2 separate regions of the Homo sapiens genome follow, and region 1 is linked to region 2. The links are chromatin contacts, found by Hi-C in ENCODE. All regions are on one chromosome and are shown on one strand. Each heading gives the region's core, a stretch centred on a gene start or an enhancer-like site at or near the end of the contact. The rest is flanking DNA. Distances are from core to core; before and after follow the strand shown. Region 1 overlaps HERC3 (HECT and RLD domain containing E3 ubiquitin protein ligase 3). Region 2 overlaps GPRIN3 (GPRIN family member 3).

Region 1 (6,656 bases), core at 119-2,618, 680 kb after region 2:
CCCTTCTATTTCCTTTCAGCTCAGCTGGTTTGCTTTTCAGCAAGAGCTGATTAACATGACAGAGTTATTGCGCCCTTCAGATGCCCGAGAGCAACCTGAGAAGCTGGTTGAAAGCATTACTTCTACCATGGTTAGAAGCAAGCACAGTTTGGGAATTGAAGCTTTTGGACGTTCTGCTTTATAAACCTCATTTATCAAACAGCAGGAAAGCTGTTACATATGGTGATGGGCATTAGGGAAATGCTTAGACTGAATACAAAGTGCGAATGTGAATTGGATTAAATTACCTGCAAGAGGGAAACTAACTCAGGAGAAAGTAAAAGGAACCAATCACAGAGATGAATCAAATAGAGTTGCACAGAAATGTTAGAGCTTGCTTATAAATTGTTACCCTTGGGCTCTGCTATAAGAAGATTTCCTGGTATGTCTACAGAGAATTTTAAAATTTAGCAGAGTCAAATTAGATTACACTAAATAACTGCCCCTACCACGGTTCTTGTCTATTCAAGATAGGGAGAAAGATTAGAAGACACTTATGTAAGTTCAGATATCCCTAATAACACAGAGATTAGCTTACCCTAAAATCCCAATATTAGAAATCAGAGTATGTATGAGGAAAGGAGAACTATTCATTTAGCTGAAGAGTACTGTTTACAATGTGGCTAGGTAGGAATATGAGAGGCATGGTAAATTAAGGTATTTATTGAATCCTTTCTATGGACAACCAGTCTCTAGTTTAATAAAAGAGCTCAAGATTTACTTAATGTCCACTTAGTCACTTATAAAAAATAACATTCAGGAAAAAAAAGCTTATGTTTTGTTTGCTTGCTTTATTAAAAAAAAAGTGGGGAAGGCACACAAGACTTCCTAAAATGCCAGCTCTGTAACTTTATGTCTTAGAAAATTATAAAATAAATTCATGGACAAAAACCATAAGGAAATTAGTAATAACCCTATGATGACTCCAATCACAAAAACTCTGTCTGCTTTGTCGGGGAGGGATGAGGTATATGTCTGAATGCAAAGGTGAGAATGAAGGAGAGAAAAGTCATGTGAGAGAGGAATGTGCAAAAGACTTATAATCCAATACTTTTTTTTAAAGCTGGAAATTGAGTTTAGATGGGGCTTAATATACTACATCTGAAAAATGCTTCTGGGAATCACAGGCCTCTATGCCCTTGGCCAAATCACAAATGAGTCATGGACACACCTAAGCTAGAACTCTGTGTGCTGCCTGACACACTGGGAAAATATCTGGGGCCTGAATAACCAGGAGTTTCAGAATTTGATGTATCTTTGAAATGCCTCCTTCTTACCACACACACACACACACACACACACACACACACACACAGTTGGTCACATAAGGGTATTGCTAATGTGAGAAGTACAGAAATGAGAGTACAAAGAAACCACAGTAGTCTCAGGGTCAGCAACAGCAATAGTTAACTGTTACATATTCTTAAGAAGGAAAAAAAGGATCTCCAAAACCCTTAGAATCACTGAGAGGTGCTTTATATCACTGCTCTGGCACATCTACAGAATGCATCCCAAAAAAATGAATTGATGTGCCTTGCAGCTGAACCAGTTAGAGACAGAGTGTATAACATGGTATATGATGACTAGCAGGACAGAATCAAGGCACACATTAGAAGACTTGTCCAGGTGCATCTCCTACACCAGTACCTTCTTTCAACTTTCCTTCCCCTCAGGAAGGTCAGATTATGTGGCTCCCAGGGTTGTTTGCATTTTAACAGGAAACAAAGTTTCAAGGCAATGAAATAAATTCTCCTCCAGACTAGTGCTAGATGACCATACCCATGCTGGTGGACACCCTGCTAGGACTAGAAATATTAACAAGTCCAATCAGCAAAGTAAGTGTTGATGGTCAGGCATTACTCCATTCACAGCCAGTACTGCAAAGCAAGAAAAAGAAACTTAAGTTTGCCACTTGGGTTCAAAACTCTGTAAGCCACTTGGAGTTGGCCACCATGGAATTAACTCCTTCAACTCACTTCTTCACACTCTCAAAGCCTTAGAGGAACAGTCATACACTCACTTTTTAAAATCCTTCATATTTCAAAGTCAACCAATCTGGGCAATGATACCAAGCTGAAATCACAGACCTGCCCATAACCCCCAGAAAAATCCTCTTTTAAGGAAGGGGCCTTCCATCATGTTCCCTTCCCAAATACCACAGAAGCTACTTGGGGGTAGCATTCCTGTGGGCCAAGACCAACAGATACCTGTAACAAACTAGGCCTGCCACAGACTTCCCTTCCATGTCTAGCAGCTCTCCAGGTCATGGTTCTCAATAAGCAAACACAGAAAACAAGTTCATTCTCTTCTTCCCACTCATTAAAAACAAACGCAAATCATATCCAGATTTAGAACACACCTACCAACGAAAAAGTTAAATGGAGAGAGGGAGGCACCCACCCACATAATCTTTCCATTCAAAGAGGCATTATTCCAAGCTGCTATGGAGTTTATAATTAACAGACAAGCTTAACCAACAACAGAAATTTCTGGAATCTCTTGTAATTTACACTACAGCCTGCCTTATTCCAAATTTAGATCACAAGCATGGGCTGGATTCCGAGGCTGAATCCCAAAGCCTTCTTGGCACACCTCTAGCTTGGGATTCTTGCAGTCACTCAGCCCTGTGGGGAGGGCGTCTGCAGGATGACTGAGGGCCAGCTGACCCAGTATGCAGACAGACGCAGTGCGGCTGCTTTGCCAGAGCTCACTCACATCCAGAGGCCCAGCAACACCTACCATTAGCTCCTTGGAGCTGCATCAGGAGGCTGTGCTAGAGAAATGTCTCGTTGCACTCAGATGTATTCATTATGATGCCTTCTACAGATCTTTGCTATCATTGTTCTGCGAGGTTTTTGCTTCCTTTCCCAGCTGCTACCCCAGGGTGAATCCTCTCCCCCAAGTTCCAAGACCAAGGTGTGCACTGAGGCATATCTGAGCAACTGACTCTGCAGTGAGGCTGCCTGATAGAAGACCAAGCCACAGAGAAGACAGACAAGGAGGGTGGGAAGAGGGTGGCCATCACTGGCTACCGTCAGAGGCGTGTGAACCAGAGCAACTCCATCTTAAACAAGAGCTGGGTAAAATGAGACTGAAACCTACTAGGCTGTATTCCCAGACGGGTAAGGCGTTCTTTTTTTTTTTTTTTTTTGAGACGGAGTCTCGCTCTGTCCCCCAGGCTGGAGTGCCAGTGGCGTGATCTCGGCTCACTGCAACCTCTGCCTCCCGGGTTCAAGCAATTCTCCTCCCTTAGCCTCCTGAGTAACTGGGATTACAGGCACGCGCCACCATGCCCGGCTAATTTTTGTATTTTTAGTACAGATGGGGTTTCACCATGTTGGTCAGGCTGGTCTCGGACTCCTGACCTCGTTATCCACCCAGCTCGGCTTCCCAATGTGCGGGGATTACAGGCGTGAGCCACTGCACCTGGCCCAGGTAAGGCATTCTAAGTCACAGGATGAGACAGGAAGTCAACAAAAAATACAGGTCATAAAGACTTTGCTGATAAAACAGGTTACAGTAAAGGGGCCAGCCAAAACCCACTAAAACCAAAATGGCCACGAGAGTGAGCTCTGGTTGTCCTCACTGCTACACTCCCACCAGCGCCATGACAGTTTACAAACGCCATGGCAACGGCAGGAAGTTACCCTACATGGTCTAAAAAGGGGAGGCATGAATAATCCACACCTTGTTTAGCATATCATCAAGAAATAACCATAAAAATATGCAATCAGCAGACTTCAGGGCTCTGTCTATGGAGTAGCCATTCTTTCATTCCTTTACTTTCTTAATAAATTTGTTTTCATTTTGTACCACGGACTTGCCCTGAATTCTTTCTTGAGAGAGCCAAGAACCCTCTCTTGGGGTCTGGATCGGGACCCCTTTCCTGTAACATATTTCTCTGTCTGTAACACTACCAGCAGTTTTGTGGTGTCTTCTTTATCATGTGAATCCCCTTCACCAAGAACTATCTGATTAGAACAGGAAGTCTACTCCTTTTACAGGAAAGGGAACTGTGACTCAGAAATAGGAAGAAACTTGCCCAGGGACAGGCAATTATTTCCTGGTAGATAAAAAACTAGATCCCAGTTCTCAAACTCCCAGCTTAGGCTTCTTTCCCTGTAACTCCAGAGACAGTATCAGCCTTTACACGGGATGGTGAAACTGCACGGTAGCATAATTTCTGAGGCATGATATAAAACTGCCAGACACTGCATTCAATATTTACACAGATTACTCTACCTATGAAAGAGTATTATAATCCCCATTTTTATTTATTTATTTATTTTGGGGTTTTTTGTTGTTGTTGTTTGTTTTGTTTTGAGACAGAGTCTTGCTCTGTTGCCCAGGCTGGAGTGCAATGATGCAATCACAGCTCACCACAGTTTTGATCTCCAGGGCTCAAGTGACCTTCCAACCTCAACCTCCCAAGTAGCAGGAACAACAGGTACACACCACCATGCCCAGCTAATTTTTTTTTTTTTTTTTTTTTGCATCTGTATGTTGCCCAGGCTGGTCCCCAACTCCTTGGCAAGCAATCCTCTGGCCTTGGCCTCCCAAAGTGATGGGATTACAGGTGTGTGCCACCACACCTAGACTATAATCCTCATTTTAGATTAGAGATGTAATGCCTCCATTAGTTTTATCTGATTCCAAACTTCACCATAACCTTGCTGTCTCCATGGGAGGACTAGAAAGATCTCTTCCCAGTTCCCAAAATACTCCCTTCAAAGGCTGGCTAGAGTTGTACAAGTCCTTCAAAGATCATTGGAATGAAGTTCCTAAATCCTGGCTGAATGTAGACTGTTGGGCCATGACCCTCCAAATGCATTACTTGTTAGACACTGGCTCTGGCCTAGGGAAACAGAGGGCACATTTAGGAGCTTAATGTGAGACACAAGTGAGTTTTAACAGGAGGAAAAGAAAGAAGACTTGGTTTTTAATCTGTTCCAGTATGAAGACCATTTGAAAAAGTCAATCTTCTTCCTGCCACCTCCATGGTAGTTGTATATGATACCTTTGTATTCTATTAATTGGTAAAATACATAATAAATAGGATTTACTAATTTCTGAATTAGTGGCATTTTCAACTGAATTTTCATTTTAGTAAACAACAGAATAATTTGAAAACCTATAGTATTGAGTGCACTGTACATGGAATGGTGTTCATCTGTAGATGACTCTACAAACCCCTTCCTTGAAATCCCAAGATTTCAGGGTCCTCAGGTTAAGAAACCCCTGACTAGAACATGGGGTACTGCCCCCAGATGAGTAGGCCTGGTGCATTTCTCACAGCGGGCTTCCTGAAGGAACCTGGTGGCAAAGAATGAGGAATTGGAAGCTCATCAACCACACTTCACATCCTTCACAATTGTGCCTAAGCCCTGCAGCCCTCTTTCCAATGGGCAACATAAAAATTAACGATTATAAATTTACACTGACATTTTGGGCAGGGAAACTACGGAACATGGTCACTTACTATGGAAGGGAATAATAAACGTGAGAGAAGAGGGAGACAGTGTCACAGAAAAAATTTAATTCGTATTGATGCCAAATAAAATGATAAAATCATCTAGAAAAAACTGTAAGGTTATTCTTTAATGAAGCTTCAGTGTCTGGAATGATCTGTATTGAATGAAAAGAATGGCAGGTAACAAAAAAAGGGGCAAACACCTATGCTAGTGTGACAAATATGTGGTCACAATTTAAGACCCTACCTTAAAATTTCTCACCAAAAGAAGATTCATTTACACATCCTCACTACTAAGAGGACCTTATAAATCCATGCTACACATATACTGAAAGTCAAACTTAGATTCTTTAAAAGTAAAAATAGGGCCAGGAACAGTGGTTCGCACCTGTAATGCCAGCACTTTGGGAGGCCAAGGCAGGCAGATTGCTTGAGCTCAAGAGTTTGAGACCAGCCTGGACAACATGGCAAAACTCCGTCTCTACTAAAACAAAAATTAAAAAATTAGCAGGTGTATTGGCACATGCCTGTAGTTGTAGCTACTCAGGAGACTGAGACTGAGAGGATATCTGCAGCCTGGGAGGCGGAGGTTGCGGTGACTCAAGATGGCACCACTGCACTCCAGCCTGGGCGACAGAGCCAGATCCTGTCTCAAAAAAAAATGTAAAAATAGGTGGAAAAAAATAAAATCAACAAGCTTAAAATATGTGTAGCACCTGTTATAAATCAATTAAAAGCACTGAAATTTAAGGAAACGAATTAGTCCCCCTACCTTTCCAGCTTATCCTCTTCCATCACCCTCTCTTCCCAGTCTCACCACACTATTCAACATGCCTTGAACAAGTATTGCACCTTTATATTCACATCACTGGGTATCAGGTGTGCAATAAGCTTAGTGATGCTGCCACATTCATTCATACACCCAAGTGCACATGCATACACACACACACACACACACACACCAAAGTGCTACTCAACACCCAAAGGCAGAACCAATCTCCCCTCCCCTACACCTCTGGTGTACTCTTCAACTTACATAACACAGACTTGCATGACAGCATTTGCCATAAGGATCACTGCAGCCACATCATCACCATATCTCATTCATCCCTCCACTCATAACAGCAATCGCATTGCTTAGCACAAA
Region 2 (7,153 bases), core at 1,007-3,506:
TCTTGTGTTGCTTAAAAAGCAAATGTGAAAGCTTCTAAATGAGCAATAAGACATTTAAAAAAACACAGGGTGAGTTCAAGGACAGATATTTTAGGTTAAAATTTTATAGATCATTGCATAGGTGATAACATTGGCAAACATAAATTTTATCAAAATACCAGGTAACACATATGTTCAGCAAATAACATTTCTTTGTTTCTCAAAAGAAAAACCAAATGTGTTTCTTATGTCACATGTGTGTGCACACCCACACACATACATATGCACACACACACACACAAACAAGAAAAAACAAACATGTGTCTTTATTTAACTGCCTATGGACTTTGGACCTAGAAACTATTTATAGAACTAGTGTTTCCGTGATTGATGTTTTAATCATAGACATTCATTTACTTATGAAAGTTAAGCAATTCCTTATTACAGCTTACAGCTAAGTGTTCTCATTGCAAATGGAATACTAAGAAAAAAAAAGGTAATCCATGCACAGGAGGCCTATTTCAGACAAATTCCTTCTTAAAACTGTAGTTCTAATGAATTAATGGTACTCGGTAGGAGGATGAATATACCTGTCTGTCCATTTGGAAGGTGAAAATCCAATAACTGAAAAAAGCCGTGATTTCTGCCTTATTTTTTTAGTTCCTTAATTAGCAATTGATTTTTTTTTCTAGTAAAAGAAAATGGACAGAAATCACCTAGAGGCATTAGTCTTATTACTGGACCCTTTTTATCACTCTGGAATGTCTTTACCACCTCATGTCATTTCAGAATTCAAACTCTTTGTTCCCGGAGGTAACACAGTAGAGAGCACTGCTTTTCAGACTGCAGATTTCCAGCAGTGACCTGTGAGAGGATCTTACGTAGTATACAGATTTGCTTTGGATTTTAATACTTATAAATTTATTTAAATGTAGAAATATGTTCAGAACACATTTCAAAGTATATTTTTAAAAATATATGCTACAAAAAATAATATAACAAGTACATCAAACCTGTAATTTCACAGATGTTATTTTTTAGGGCAAGGCTAATGTTTTCAACCAGTGCACCAGTTAAAGTCAATTTAATGAAAAATATTGAGTTAAAAAAAATGGTTTAGATAGGAAGCACATGAGGCTAAAATCATGAAATGGGTACACAAATGTCACAGTCCCTGAAAGTGGAACATGAAGGCATGTCATTGCCCACAGCACCTCAGGTCCTCTCTAGAAATGAGAGGGCTGGTCCAGAAATCCCTAAGAGCAATTCTAGCTCTGATGCCCCACCACTTGTTTTTTTTTAAATCTTGCTTGTTTTCTTCTTCATTCACAGGCTTATTTTCTGAATTTTAGGCCCATTCTGCCTTTGTTGGAACCCAAACGGGCCCTTGTTATCTCCCCCTCTTCATCATCACCAAGCATGTATGCCTTCATTCATTTACGCATGTAGTCATTTAGCCCTACGCCCTATGGAGAGCTTATGGACTAGGTAATGTGGGCATGCAAGAAAGCTACAGAGTTCTAGACCTCTGACTTCTGTGTAAAATGAATATATTTGTCTGTGTTTCACATTGAAGTTAAAGCCCTTGAATGAAAGGCCTGGACTTCTGCCATCATCTTGTCTTTGTAGATCTTGGACAAATAAGAGATATTCAATGGAAGACCCCTTCATTGATAAAATGCATTATCAAGGCTCACGTTACAAATTTAAAATGTGTGTTGCTGTAAATATAAGTGCATAATGTGTGAGAATGGAAAAAAGGGGGGTCTACATTTCCTAGCTAGAAATGTCTAATTCTTGGGTCGTTTTGAATACAAAGGGAAAAAATTAGTACTTTCGTGTTTTGGAGTAGTCGTTAATACATCTTTGGTCTGTTAGAAATCTTTATAAGTCTGAGTCATATGAGGAATTTTAACACTTGTCAGTTTTTTGAGCTTTTTGTAAACATCAGCTACATTGAGAGGTGCACCAAGTTTCAATAGTGCTTATTGCTTTTTCATATAATTAAACTCCAAACACATGGTTAAAGTATATGATTATTTTTCCTTGGGAATTTGTCCTTGAGAAACTTTGTTAAGATGTTTTAAAGCACTTGAGTGTGGTGAGTATAAATTGTCACAAACGTTTATGTGATGTCAATGGAGCTGTTTTATGCTTGCCAGTAATTCATAAGATTTTGCTATAGTGGTGAAAAGGATATAGCAGTGGTTTCCTGCTGGAGTTTCTATATAACAGTGAGAAAAGCATCAGAGGATGTAGTTGGTTGTGGTTGTTTGCTCATACCCTGCTGCTCTTTTCTTTTTTGTAAAAAACAGGAAGCTGAAATGTGTTCTTTACTTAGTTCAATTGATGTTTAATAAGGACTTATCTGTGTGCCAGTATGGGAGGATGTAAAAATGAGAAGATGCATCCCTGCCTTTAAAGACCATAAAATCTTCAGAAATTATGTAAAACATTAGGAATTTAAGTAAAAAGGTCGAAGTGCTTCATGGCAGTATTTATTTATTCTCAATGCACATACAGTATGATAAAAATTGATTAACTGAAATTGGTTTCAATTTTCTTTCTTAGAGGAGTTGGGTCTCATTTTGTCACCCAGGCTGGTCTTAAACTCCTGGGCTCAGCTGATTCTCCCACCTTTGCCTCCCAAAGTGCTGAGATTACAAATGTGAGCCACCATGCCCAGCCTGTTTTCAAAATTTTAATGTTTAGATTTCATCATGAGTGACATAACTTTCCAAGTGTCACATTAAAACAAATTTCGAAGAAGCAGCTAATTCACTCAAGTAGTCTTTAACTCATTATTATGCCGAAGTTCAAATTAATTGTTAGTTTTTCTGTATTCTCTGGTTATGGAGCAGACTCCCAATTCCTCGGCTTACCAGTTTTGAGAGGAATTGTGTAAAAGAGCATATTCCAAGTCCCTATCCCCAAAACAAGGGAGAATAAAATAACATACTTAGGCTCAGTACATTAGTACTATTTCTTTTGACAATATCATAAATTTTAAAAAAGAAAGGCATGCACTAAAGAATATTTGTAACCAAGTACATATTCTGAATAGAAAAGATTTAATGGAATCCCTATCACTTAGAAAAGCAGAACCACTATGGTAATATGGAATAATGGATTTATTTTCAGTTTTAGACCTTGAACAATTGTGGGAGCTTTGCAGTCGCTTTCACGTCACATCTGGTATGGAGCTAAAGTCATCATAGGTTAGCAGAGCTGGCAACTGGGAAGAAAACCTAGATTTGAAGTAGAGCTGAGCAAGGGAGAACCTGCAGGAGAAAATGAAACCCATAAAGATAAACTGGAACTTGTATTTGACTCATACTTCTCCAGCCTCAATGACCCTGACTTGAACAGCCCGAAAGGGACTGGCACTCTTCACTGCAAAGCCATTCGTGCACCTGGCCCAGAAACCAAAAGAGGAGATCTGTGGGGAGCCAAATGTCCGGCAGCCTGGCTGCTGCCTGCCATGGACAAGGTGATCTGGGAGGTCAGTGAGCTGCACTTGTTGACTACACTGACCTTCAGAGCAGAATGCTGCTGTTTCACTTTTACCTTCCAAAGGTCACACAAATTTCCTTTGTAGCCAACTGGAATGAAGAACGATTTAGGAAAGGGAATTCTGGGAATGAGTTTCCATCAGATCTAAGACAGTGGTACAAAACCACCATAGAGGATGCTAGCCCATAAAAGGAGAAATGTTTGCAGTCATTTCTGCAGGAAGTCCCTTGCTTTTAAGTTCTCCAAGAAACCTTCCAGCTGAAGGATAACTAATCCATGCTGCTCATGAACTATGTTTAAGAAGTTTTCTTATATAGACTTCTATAGACTTATGCAAATTTTCTTCTATACACAACTAGAACTTGTTGGTTTAATTCCATTCAAAAACTGAAGTTTCAGAAGAAGTAGATATTAATGTAAAGAAATTCCAAGATTCATGTCATTTACCACTGAACTCATCTCTCCAAGGTATGCATCATCCTACAATATAAAAGTTAATGAGATTAACTCCCATGTGGCTGGTTGATGTAGTGACAAACTTATTTTCTGCCACAATAGATTCTAATCTCTATTTTTAGATTTCTGTAGGTGCTACAGAAGGTTTATATAATATAATGTTACAGAAAAATGAAAGTTCAGTTAAGAAGTTGCCTCCCCCATGTTTCTTTTATTTATTGTTTTGTTTTGAGTCTCTTGCTTGTAAGCATGTGTAATTGGTGCTGTATGAAGTGGTGAGTTTACCAATGGTGGAAGCCAGATGCTATAACCATCAATAAATGGCTATAGCATTTAAATGGAGGTTGGCCTCTGTGTCTTCTGAGAACCTTTCCATTTTCAAGATTCTTTGAGTCTTTATCAGTGACCCTCAACCTCTTTTTTGCCCCAACTCACTTGACAAATAGTATGTACAGATCAGGTCCCCTCTGTAATTCCAATTTCTTCTCTCTGACCTAAAAAACACATTGAAATATATGTGATCTAATTTGTGAAGTTAATTAATTAATAATTCTTAATTTCTTACTTAAGTACCAGTAATAACAATCTTGTCTTTTGTATAAGCACAAGAAATTTATTACACAAATATTTCACAATCCCAAATATATTTTCCAATTTAGCCCTTGGTAAAGCAAGAAAACAGAAATCTGTTTTTTCAGACATATACATGAAAATGGAAAAATTCATGAAAAGGGAAGAAAGTATATAGTTTTATTAAAATTCTTTTGGTGTTCCACAATTGACAAAATTAGCCAATACTAGATTAGCCTTTGGATGTATTAATTATGTCACTGTATGTGTTAATCTAATAATCTAATCTGATCACATAGAAGCATTTATTTAAGTAGCATGTGTTATTTGCAAATCCCTGCACTTGGGATGGGGTGGCAGAGCTTCATGTACACAAAGATGACTAAGAGTTTTTCCTTACCCACAAAGAAACCTTTAGTCTAGTGGGAGAGCTAATACAAAGAACCAAATGAAGGGAAAGGAGGAAAAACTGAATGTGGGCTGAGTATCAAAATAGAAATATTTTGGTTCTAAAAAGATGAAATGTTAAAATTCCATCCCACACTATATACTAAGAACAGTAGAGAAAAAAAAAAAAAAAAAAGCCCTGACAGTACCAAGTGTTGGTAAGGATATGAAGCAACTGGAACGCTACTATGTTACTAGTGAGAATACAAAATATAGTAGAGACACCATGGAAAATATTTTGGCAGTTTCTTATAAAGTTAAATGTTCACTTACCATATGACCACTCCTATTTAGCTAAGTGATGAGAAAACCTATGATAACATAAAAACTTATTTATAGTGGCTTTATTCATAATCTCCAAAAATGGGAAATAACTCAAATGTCCCTCAACTAGTAAAGGAATAAACAAACAGTGGCACATTCATGCAGTGAAACAATGTCCAGAAATAAAAAGGAACAAAGTATTGATATGCACAACAACAGGGATGAACGTCAAGTACATTATGCTAATTAAAGAAGCCAGACTGAAACAGCTAGGTGCTTTTATATTTATGTGACATTCTGGAGAACACAAAACTATGCAGGTGGAGAAAGAGGTCTGCATTAAAGGTGAGGAGAGTTTGACTACAAAGTGTCATGAAGGGAAATTTCTTGGTGGGGAGCAGTGGAAATTATTCTGTCTTGATTGTGGTGGTGGTTACACAGAAGCATTTATCGAAACTCAGACCTGTACACCAAAAAAAAGTAAATATAACTGTATGTGACTTGTGTTAATTCTTAAAGAAAAAATTCAGTCCCAAATCATGGTCAGGAATATAGCGTCCTCCTAGTTCTGAGGTCAGAAAAGCAGGCTATGGAGGAGATGTTAATCCTGCTCTCTGTTTATTGACACAGAAAAATGTGCTCTCTGAACAGATTTGCACTCTGATATCCAGAAATCTTGGGTTGGTTTCTGTCTCAAACGTCTCTTTAAATGGATGGAGGCAAGTATCATGGGACCCTGGATGTCAGCTGACAGTTCTGTTGCCTAAAATAATGTTATGTTCACCATCTGGTGAGCGTGTGTGGGAGTAGTGAGTGCTCACTGTGTCCTCTGCTGTTTGTGTGTGAATGGGGCATGCGGCAGTCTCTCCCCAACCTCATACTCACAGAAGCTGAGAGAAATTATTTATTCCAATATTGTTTATTGAGGTCTTATTAAATGAGAAATCCTGCACTACATGCTGTGAGGACTAAATAGGGAGCTTCTTAGAGTCCCTATCAAAAATGGAGCTTATAGCATGAGAGATAAGACATATGCCTCAATAACTGTAATTAAATCAGATTATGGTAAATCCTATAATCGACGTTTCCTCACTGTACTATGGCTGTTGAGAAGAGAAAGTCCTCACTTCCTGCTGAGGGTATCAGGAACGGGTTATTTTGTGGAGAGTATGGCATTTGTCCTGAAACTTAATGCTTCCAGCGAATCCTAAGCCCTTTGAGAAATGGATCCTTCCTGCCTTATTCACCCACTTTTTTCCATACCTAGCCCAGTCCCTGATACACTATTGCTCCATCAATGCTTTGGTGTTAATTAATGAATAAAAGAAAGAACAGTCAGCATTTTCAAAGGCAGAGAAGACAGTCCAGGGGACATGGCCTGAGCAGAGGAATGCAGGCAAATGCTTCAAGCATATTTGAAACACTAAGAGTAGGGCCAGGTGCAGTGGCTCACTCCTGTAATCCCAGCACTTTGGGAGGCCTACGCAAGAGGATGGGTTGAGCCTCAGGAGTTTGAGGCCAGCCTGCAACATGGCAAAACTCTGTCTCTACAAAAAATACAGAAATTAGCCGGGCATGGTGACACGCACCTGTAGTCCAGGTCTCTCACTCTGTCGCCCAGGCTGGAGTCTAATGTGCACCACTGCCCTCCAGCCTGGGTGACAGAGTGAGTCCCTGTCTCAAAAACAAAACAAAACAAAAACACTGAGAATAGTTCAGCTTGGCTGTAGTATGGGAGGATATGGGAAGCAATGTTTCAAAATGGTGTTGGAAACAAACTGGAGAGTGCCAGGTTAAGTGATTTGAACATTTTTCAGTCTAAGAAGTTACTGACAGACTTTTGAGCTCAGAGTGATGTGATCAGATCTGTGTTTTAAAAAAGATGTCATTTAACAATGATTATTAGACAGTCACTATTAGTGAT

What was found. Hi-C counts contacts between places; a loop is a spot of excess contacts on that map. Pooled maps may share reads with other maps.
Region 1: a loop to region 2 is called in a pooled map, with 4 times the contacts of the local background. The contact joins two enhancer-like sites. A Hi-C loop is called at or near these places in 7 of 50 pooled maps.

The regions. Positions count from the first base shown.
Region 1 is chr4:88,606,988-88,613,643 of GRCh38, reverse strand. The region is part of intron 3 of HERC3 (HECT and RLD domain containing E3 ubiquitin protein ligase 3); the gene reads right to left. Among named protein-coding and RNA genes, the nearest start is that of HERC3, 18 kb to the right of the region's middle. Within about 2 kb of position 1,368, at least 14 of the 41 ENCODE cell types and tissues checked have a DNase peak (open chromatin) inside an H3K27ac peak, as active enhancers do.
Region 2 is chr4:89,289,779-89,296,931 of GRCh38, reverse strand. The region is part of intron 1 of GPRIN3 (GPRIN family member 3); the gene reads left to right. Among named protein-coding and RNA genes, the nearest start is that of GPRIN3, 14 kb to the left of the region's middle. Within about 2 kb of position 2,256, at least 5 of the 41 ENCODE cell types and tissues checked have a DNase peak (open chromatin) inside an H3K27ac peak, as active enhancers do.